2 separate regions of the Homo sapiens genome follow, and region 2 is linked to region 1. Evidence: chromatin contacts called from ENCODE Hi-C or POLR2A ChIA-PET data. All regions are on one chromosome and are shown on one strand. The core of a region is the stretch at or near the end of the contact, and the rest is flanking DNA. Distances in the headings are between cores, read along the strand shown.

What was found. A loop is a pair of places that touch in the nucleus more often than their neighbours do. ChIA-PET counts read pairs that join two places held with the same protein, here RNA polymerase II (POLR2A). Pooled maps may share reads with other maps.
Region 2: a loop to region 1 is called in a map of IMR-90, with 27 times the contacts of the local background. The contact joins the promoter of SLC19A3 here to the enhancer-like site in region 1. A Hi-C loop is called at or near these places in 4 of 168 maps with a recorded cell type or tissue (IMR-90, PC-9, aorta and 1 more) and 6 of 50 pooled maps. POLR2A ChIA-PET finds 5 or more read pairs at or near these places in 2 of 52 experiments (OCI-LY7 and PC-9).

The regions. Positions count from the first base shown.
Region 1 is chr2:227,403,357-227,408,322 of GRCh38, reverse strand. No RefSeq gene overlaps it. Among named protein-coding and RNA genes, the nearest start is that of SCYGR1, 18 kb to the right of the region's middle. Within about 2 kb of position 1,547, at least 19 of the 41 ENCODE cell types and tissues checked have a DNase peak (open chromatin) inside an H3K27ac peak, as active enhancers do; they include IMR-90, PC-9 and ascending aorta, where a contact is called at or near this core.
Region 2 is chr2:227,716,582-227,721,437 of GRCh38, reverse strand. SLC19A3 (solute carrier family 19 member 3) reads left to right here and starts at 3,410. Exons shown (of 6, transcript NM_025243.4): 1 at 3,410-3,495. RefSeq lists an enhancer at 2,993-3,879.

The DNA of each region.
Region 1 (4,966 bases), core at 298-2,797:
GAGCTGACAGACGAAGAGATGCACGTCTGACAGAATTGGGACTATTCACCCAAAGTGAGACAAAGTGAAATGCCAAGCACATTGAGAATCTCTTCCTTCTTACTGTCAACGGATTCACCTAATCAAAGCACTTTTAGTCACTGCATCCAATTTCCATCCTCATCCAACACATGGTGGGGTCTTTTTCTCGTTTCTTCTGAGTTGACACACACAAAACCCAAGAGTCCCACTTTTGGCGAGGAACGTGTTGCTGTCAGCTTGCATTTGTTACCGCACATTGGTTCCCCGTGTCCCAGTAATGACCCCCTGTAAAGGCCACTGGGCAAGAGAATTGCAAGATCGAGCGAGGCGGCGGGAATTACAGGAAAGGATTAACGGCAGAACAGCCTGTTGCGACAGCGAAAAACAGCCCGAGGACAGGGGCGTGCTCCCATCTGACAGGCGGAAGTGTGCCAGGGTTTATGTATTAGGTCACAGCAAGAAAGCTATTTTTGCTGTGCCCTCTGACCTTCTGTAGAAGGTGAGCCCCAAGATGCCTATGATACACACCAGACTTTTGCAGGCTGCCCTGACTCAAGAGGGAAGAGCAGATGCTGACTAGTGCAGGGTCCTGTAGAGTTTGGGAATCCACCATTCACAACAGGATGAAAGGATTTTCATGGGTGTTGCCATCTGCTGGGTATGTGTGTTGGCAGCGGGGAGTCATTTACTAAGCAGATGCAGCCTTTCTGTTCCTCCTTCCTCAAACTCCAATTTAAAAAATAGCTAGTCCGGGCACAATGGCTCATGCCTGTAATCCCAGCACTTTGGGAGGCCAAAATGGGAGGATCTCTTGAGCTCAGGAATTTGAGACCAGCCCGGGCAACATAACGAAATCCTGTCTCTACAAAAAATACAAAGATTAGTTGCGTGTGGTTGTGAGCACCTGTAGTCCCAGCTACTTGGGGGACTGAGGTGGAAGGATCACTTGAGCCCAAGAGGTTGAGGCTGCAGTGAGCTGTGACTGCACCACCGCTCTCCAGCCTGGGCAACAGAGTGAGACCCTGTCTCAAAAAAAAAAAAATAAAAAAAATCTAATGGCCAAGTAGGCTTTAGAATTCTAAAAAGCTAGCAACGAAAGGAAACATGGTGCTATTGGCAGAGATTTGAAGTAGCAGTGGTCTCCCACAAAAGTGCTATGATGTACAGAGACTTAGAGGAGTCGCAGTGTAACCCTGGTTAAAGAGATTGGGAAGGTTCCATGGAAGAGGGGCTGAGCATTGTTCAATTTGTTGAGTAAACCCAAAAAGCAGTGCACTGAGATCAGGCCAAGCTAGAGATATCTCTGTGGCAAACACTGAACACTTTTATCACCCCCTTACATTTGGTAGAAGATTGTTGGAATCACCACTCTCCACAAACAGTCAGAAAAACTGGAACCAGATGGCATCTCTAAAAAAATGTGGCCCACAGCCATAAATGTGTGACTTGCATTCTCTTTCAGAACAAGAAAAGATGATGTAGATACTGCTGGTTTGGACTGGCTCAGAGAGAAAAGAAACAAATAGATGGGAGTACGTGCCAAGGGTCACTGATGCTTCCAGAGGGCAGTGGCCTCGGCTGTCTTACTCAAGGCTGAATTCTTAGCCCCTACAAGACTCATGCCTGGCATGTAACAAGTGCACAGCCAGTTTTCCTCCAATGAATGAGGGGCTTTCTCAGAATAAAGTTTTTGTAATCAGAGACCAAGACAGCCACTGATTCTCTGCAGCCTTGAAGTCTGTCTTTTCTGAATATCCAGACAGAGGACAAGTCTTGATTATAACGATCATTAGCCTAGAGTACTGCCCAGTTCTGAACTCAAGGATAAGAATCCCCTCCAAGCTCCTGCCAGGCTGTCTCCACACTCTGACATCACATCCTGCCTCTTTGATTAGGTTTCACAGTGAATTTTGCCCCTCCCAAACACACTTTGTTAATCTTTTTTAGGTCTGGGAATTCAGCCAAAAATTCCTGAAGGATGAATTCCTTTTCCTCGGTGAGGTTGACATTTGAGCACACATCGCCCTCTTGTGTCTACGACACATTTGGCAACGTAGTTTCCAGCACCTGCTAATGCACACAGCAAATTGAAGCCTTGTTAACATCCCTTAAGCCTGCAGACCTCGGTACAAGGCGGAGGGAGAACAAACGCACCAATTTTCCCAGAATAGTCAAGAACATCCAGAAGAATCCAGAATTTGTGAAGATGGTACTGGTAACTACCCAACCCAGAGCTTTGAAAGTTAAAAAATGTATAAGGTACCATAAAATTCATATTCAAGAGCTCACAGTCAGAAAATGTTTACCTTCTAAAAGAGCTGGACATTTTCCATAAACCGAAAGTTGGACTATACAGTAGATACATGAAGATGTCCTCCTAGCATTTTCATATTTGACCTATTGACTTTTGAATCACCATTCATATCCTCTTTGATGTTGCCCATCCACACACCCACACCCACATAAGCCATGTGTGTAAATATGCCCATCTGCAGGTTTTCTGTTCTTAATGACAATTTCAGACTGCTCGGCTTGCTCCTACACCTTCTTATGGAGATACAAGAACTTTGGATCTCTGGCCCCCCTCAGTCCTCGCTCCTCCATCCCTGTAAGCAGGTGCAAGGCGTGTTTCTGGCACAGTCCACCAAACTCCTGAATCTGAAGCTCCCACAGTCACTGACCCAAGTGTGGCCTGGATGAGACTGGTGGCCCAAGCCTCTATTATGCTGTTTTTTTTGTTGTTGTTGTTATTTGTTTGTTTGTTTTGAAATGGAGTCTTGCTCTGTCACCCAGGCTGGAGGCCAGTGGCGCAATCTCGGCTCACTGCAGCCTCTGCCTCCAGGGTTCAAGCAATTCTCCTGCCTCAGCCTCCCTAGTAGCTGGGACTACAGGCGTGCGCCACCACACTCGGCTAATTTTTGTATTGTTTGTAGAGACGGGGTTTCACCATGTTGGCCAGGATGGTCTTGATCTCCTGACCTCATGATCCGCCCGCCTTGGCCTCCCAAAGTGCTGGGATTTCAGGCATGAGCCACCATGCCCAGCCTTATACTGGTTTTTACAGCAAAGAGACTAGAATAAAAGATACTTTCACATTGACACTATAAAAATCGTCCTTTGAACACTTAGTTATGTATTGTTCTGGGTTAGGTAGTATAGATAAAGACATACTTTGCCCAGTAGGAAGGGACTCCCTTCATCTACGTACATTTTATGCCTCTATCTCTCATACAGGTGGACCTTACCTTCCGAAAACTGCTATCAGGGCCTCTGCAGGAGGCCCTGGCTGTGATAAATGTGCATCTGTAGAGTGCACAACCTGAACATCCTTACCAAGCAGCCCTGACCAATATCTTCCTGCCTAAAGAGTGCCAATGCTGAGAGTATGCCTTTAAAACCCCATTTTGGCCATTTCTCAAGAAGTAAGTGAGACTTGTACTTCCCTATCTCCCCTTAAGGGGAGTCCCCAGTGCATTAGTGGTAGAGCTCTCCCTAAGGACTTTTGTGTGCGTCTCCACCCTCTGTTCTTCTAGGTGCATCCTGTTTTTAATGGGGCATAATCTCTTACCTCAAAAGAGCAAAGCTCCACTGGCAAACCTCTAGACCACATTAGTGATCAGCAAGTAAGGGGGACATTTGGTGCAGCATCACATTTCTGACATCCCTTCATGCTTTTTATGTCTGACTCTGTCATCTCTGCTAAAAGAAGCCTCTCTTTTTATTTCCTTTTTTTCTTCTAGTTTTTTTTTTTGTTTTTTTTTTTTTTTTGTAGACAGGGCCTAGTGGTCTTCCTAGGCTGGTCTCAAACTTCTGGACTCAAGGGATATTCCCACCTCAGCCTCCCAAACTGTTGGGATTACAGGCGTGAGCCATTGGGCCCGGTCCTCTTTTTTTTTTTTTTTTTTTTTCTGAGACGGAGTCTGGCTCTGCCGCCCAGGCTGGAGTGTGGTGGCGCAATCTCGGCTCACTGCAGGCTCCGCCTCCCTGGTTCACACCGTTCTCCTGCCTCACCCGCCCGAGTAGCTGGGACTACAGGCTCCCACCACCACGCCCGGCTAATTTTTTGTATTTTTAGTAGAGACGGGGTTTCACTGTGTTAGCCAGGATGGTCTTGATCTCCTGACCTCGTGATCCGCCCGCCTTGGCCTCCCAAAGTGCTAGGATTATAGGCATGAGCCACTGCGCCCGGCTCCGGCCCTCTTTTTTCTTCTCTTATTCCAATATCACACACCAAAGAAGACTCGGTCCAGCAGCAGGAAATAAATCTGACCCTTGCCTCTAAGGTCTTTCTTTGATCGCAGCAGTGTTCATCTTTGTCTAACTGTAGCATAGGAGGAATATGATTTGCTCTGACCTAAATTATTTTCATACATTTTTTTTCTGATTTCCCATTAAATTGAGGCTAAGGGTAAAGGTCAGGGCCCTCTTGGTTTCTTGGTTTTGGATTGTAAAAGAGATTAGATTAAAAACATAAAATCTAGGCCAGGTGCGGTGACTCACGCCTGTAATTCCAGCACTTTGGGAGGCCGAGGCGGGCAGATCACCAGGTCAGGAGATCAAGACCATCCTGGCTAACACGGTGAAACCCCATCTCTACTAAAAATACAAAAAATTAGCCGGGCGTGGTGGCGGGCGCCTGTAGTCCCAGCTGCTCGGGAGGCTGAGGCAGGAGAATGGCGTGAACCCGGGAGGCGGAGCTTGCAGTGAGCCGAGATTGCGCCACTGCACACCAGCCTGGGCGACAGAGCGAGACTCCTTATCAAAAAAACAAACAAACAAACAAAAAACCCATAAAATCTCACTGAGTTGTCTCTCCAGGCTAGTTCCTACATTGTGAAGCACCCAATTGGATCAGTGTGATTGGCGTTTCCGAGTGATTCCGAAGACACTTCCCTTTGTCTGGGGCATGAGAATGGGTTCTTCTTGGGTGGATAGAGAAGTCTAA
Region 2 (4,856 bases), core at 2,161-4,660, 310 kb before region 1:
AAAAAAAAAAAAAAAAAAAACTAAACAAATATTTGCCTTCAAAGAGTTAACATTTAAGAGTGAAACAGATAAATTAGCCTACTTGCAGTAATCCTAATGTGAGATTTTCTTTGCCTGGCCACCTTTTCTCCACTCCTATATCAACTATTCAAATAGACTTTTTTTTTTTTTTTTTTTTTTTTTTGAGACAGAGTCTCACTCTGTCACCCAGGCTGGAGTGCAGTGGCGTGATCTCGGCTCACTGCAACCTCCACCTCCTGGGTTCAAGCGATTCTTCTGCCTCAGCCTCCCAAGTAGCTGGGATTACAGGGGTGTGCCGCCACGCCTGGCTAATTTTTGCATTTTTCGTAGAGATGGGGTTTCGCCATGTTGGCCAGGCTAGTCTCGAACTCCTGACCTCAGGTGATCTACTCACCTGGGATTACAGGCGTGAGCTACCATGCCTGGCCTTGTATAGGTTTTCATGGACATAATTGCAGCCACATTTTTTAGTAACAGTGCAAGAGGAAGTATAATAGGGAGGTACACAGTGTTGAGCAACTCCCTAATACACTATGGCTCCCTCTCCTACTGTTCTCATTCAGCCTCCCTGTAGGTTCTTTCCCAAGTTGGAGCTCCAAGCCTCAGGCTTAGTCATCTTCTCCATCCTCTTCTCAGTGGGATCCACGGCACTTACCACTTTCTAACACACTATAAAATTCACTAACTCATCATGTTTACTATTTATGTTCCCTCTATATACCCCATCCCAAGCTAGAATGTAAATTACAAGGCAGAGATTTTTAGCTTTGTTCACGAATGTATCCCAAGCACCTAGGACAGTGTCTGGCACATAGTTACTCAATAAATAACTTCTTAATGAACAAATGATTTTTTTTTCTTTTTTGTGTATGGGTTTATTTGAGACAGGGTCTGGCTCTGTCACTCAGGCTGGAGTGCAATGGTGTGATCTCAGCTCATTGCAACCTCCACCTCTTTAGGCTCAAGCCAATCTCCCACTTCAGCCTCCCAAGTAGCTGGGACTACAGACGCATGCTACCACGTCTGGGTAATTTTTGTATTTTTGTAGAGACAGGGTCTCACTGTGTTGCCCAGGCTGGTCTTGAACTCCTGGGCTCAAGCGATGCACCCACCTCGGCTCCCCAAAGTGCTATATTACAGGCATTAGCCACTGTGCCCAGTCAGAATAAATGATTTTAAAACAATTTTGTATTATGGAAAATAAACATATACAAAAATGGAAAATAGTGCAATCAGTTTCTAAGAACTACTGCCCAAGTCAACAATAATCAACACACAGCCAATCTTTTGTCATCTATGACCCCATCCACAGCCTTCTCCCCACACAGTCGTATGGGATCAAACTCAAATGTCATGTCATGTAATCTGCAAATGTGTCATTTATGTTTCTATGCATGAATGAATGAATTCCTCAATATCTCTCTCTGATTTAGACTGTGGCTATGAGATATTAGAGAATCAGAGTAAACTTCTCAAGGTCCAATTTGAACTCATTTTCTTCAAGAGGTGTGAAGGAAATCATGACACCTTCAGCCTTTAAGAAAATTTCACAATATTCTTTGGGAGGACCCAGCAATTTGCAAGGTTGCACAATGAGCAGGGCACTCCTACACCTAAGGTTCAGCTCAGGACTTTTCACAAATCATAGGAAGATGAAAATAGAAAACGCAGAGTCGTAGGACAGAGAACCAAGACACCTCGGGGTGTTTTAATCCATTTCACTTCCACTGGTAGCCCTTAGAAGCCACGCAGTGTTTATCTTTAGGGAGGGTTTTTCAAGTCCACCAAGAGATGAACAGAAATAAAAATATTTTTTCCATTTTAACCAATAAGAACCTTGTAATGCTTTAAAAAAATTCTCTGTTTAATAAGAAGTTTCACTTTAATATATAAACTCTTTGCAGGCTAAGCGTAGTGGCTCATGCCTGTAATCCCAACACTTTGGGCGGGCAAGGCAGGAGGATCCTTTGAGCCCAGGAGTTCAAGACCAGCCTGGGCAAGATAGTGAGACTCTGTCTCTACCAAAAAAAAAAAACAAAAAAATTAATGTGACGTGGTGGCACCCACCTGCAAGCCCAGCTACTTGGGAGGCTGAGGCAGGAGGATCAGTGTGCCTGGGAGATTGAGGTTGCAGTGAGCTGGGGTTGCACCACTGCACTCCAGCCTGGGAGATAAAGTGAGACTTTGTCAAAAAAAAAAAAAAAAGAAAGAAAGAAAGAGAAAAGAAAAGAAAAGAGGCCAGGTGGCCGGGTGCTGTGGCTCACACCTGTAATCCTAGCACTTTGGGAGGCCGAGGCGGGTGGATCACCTGAGGTCAGGAGTTTGAGACCAGCCTGGACAACATGGTGAAACCCCATCTCTACTAAAAATACAAAAATTAGCTGGGTGTGGTGACGGGCGCCTGTAATCCCAGCTACTAGGGAGGCTGAGGCAGAAGAATTGCTGGAACCCGGGAGGTGGAGGTTGCAGTGAGCCAAGATCGTGCCATTGCACTCCAGCCCGGGGCCAACAACAGCGAGGCTCCATCTCAAAAAAAAAAAGAAAGAAAGAAAGAAAGAAAAAAGACCAGGCGCGGTGGCTCACGCCTGTAATCTCAGCACTTTGAGAGGCCGAGGCAGGCGGATCACGAGGCCAGGAGTTCGAGATGAGCCTGGCCAATATGGTGAAACCAAACCCCGTCTCTACTAAAAACACAAAAATTAACTGGGCGTTAATTTTTGGAGGCTGAGGCAGGAGAATCGCTTGAACCCGGGAGGCGGAGGGTTGTAGTGAGCCGAGATCGCGCCACTGCACTCCATCCTGGGCGACAGAGGGAGACTCTGTCTCAAAAAAAAAAAAAAGAAAGAAAGAAAAGAGAAAAGAAAAGAAAAAGAAGAAGAAAAGAAAAAATTGTTTGTATCAGATTTTCAAAGTGCCAGGAAACCATCCCACTCTACCTCCTTTAAAAAAAAAAAGTGCAGAGTGATTATAACCACTGGCTCTGGAGCCAGGAGCCCCAACTAAAACCCAGGCTTCTCTATTTACTAGGCCTACTTCCTTCCGCCTCACTTTCTTCATGTGTAGAGTGGGGGTGACAGCCAGCCAGCCCTCTCTCCTAAGCTTTTGGAGAGAAATAAATGGATTCATAAGAAAGGACATATTTGTAAATAAAGCAAACGATCGCTGTTGGATTCAGGCCCTCTTGCTTCATTATGCTGAATGTCAGTGTATTACTTAAGTTGTTCCTTTCAGCAGAGTTGACTGTTTCTGCCCAGAAAACCGGCCCTGGGCCAGGAAAATCTGGGCTTCCACACTGGGATGAAAGGTCTGGACGCCCGGATTCGCATATGCAAAGCGTGGGGGCGTGGCCCCGGGCTCCGGGCCAGGCAGGCTCCGCCCCCTTCCCACCAAGAGCGCCTGGATCCATCCGACAGCCGCGGGTGCGTGGTCGTGCGGCAAGTGAGCGATTTGGTGAACAGACACTCCCTTCTGTAGGTAAGAATATCTCGGGGGGCGAATTAATTGAAGAAGCACCGTCATCCCTCGGTCTTAGCAGTGTCGCCTCTCTCTTCCCGGGTTTGGAGAGCTGGGGGCGGGTTCCTGGCTCTGCGGGCCTGGGCTACACTCTGAGCCGCGTGAGGAGCTCTCCCCCTACGCCGCAGCCCGCGTGCTGGGATTCACCCAAGTGGGTTTGTCTGGAATTCCCATTTGCAGCCTTCTGGAAGCGCAGATTAAATAAAATCATGATTCCCGTAAAGTGCCAGCACCTCCTATGGTTACATCCCACGTTCACAGATTTTAACTGAAAAGGCATTTTAGCATAGAATTCCAAATTCCAATCCAAGGATGGAGAAAAGGTCCTTCCTAGTGGGAAAAAGGAAGGTGAGTTTGAATTTAAGAGAGCAGGGGCTTTTTTGGGAACCACTTGAAATTTAGTTAATTGAAACTAAAAGAAAACGCAACTACACCTTACAAAAACACTGCTGGAAAGGATACCTAAGTCATCAAATAATAAATAGTGTGACAGCTGTTTACCAAATCAATGTCGCTGCCGCAAATGTGCAAAAGGTTGGGACTTTCGGAGTGCTTCAAGTTTGAAAAAGGTAAAGGAATAATGTTTTCTAAAAGTACTCTCAGGCCAGGCGCAGTGGCTCACGCCTGTAATCCCAGCACTTTGGGAGGCTGAGCGGGGCGGATTGCTTGAGGTCAGGAATTCGAGACCAGCTTGGCCCTGGGATGAAACCCCGTCTCTACTAAAAAGGCAAAAATTAGCCGGGCATGGTGGCGGGTGCCTGTAATCCCAGCTACACTGGAGGCTGAGGCTGAAGAATGGCTTGAACTTGGGAGGCGAAGGTTGCAGTGAGCCAAGATTGCACCACTGCACTCCAGCCTGGGCGACCCAGCAAGATTCTGCCTCAAAAAAAAAAAAAAAAAAAAAAAAAAAGCACTCTCATGTGTTTTGCTCCTATCAATATTGAAACATTGGTGTCTCCTGTGGCAAAAGGTGTTTTTTTCATCGAGGCACATATATTAAATAGACCAAAACATAACTTCCCAAATATCTTATAAGATTATCCTAGTAGTAGCTGAAATGGACAAAAATACCAATTTCCTTCAGTCATTATTGCTAATAGACCAACAACACTCTTTTAAGGTTGTGTAATGGTAAATGCATACACATTTATTTAACATGCACACAGGGAGAATCAGAGTGATTGATTACCCACCCTGCAACATGTCTCAGAAGCTTATAGACTACCCTGGCAAATGAGGTTACGGGAGGGAGCCGAAGAGCATCCAGCAGAAGTGGATGGGCTTCTGCTAGGGAGCATGAATGGGTCAGGGGAGAGAATAAG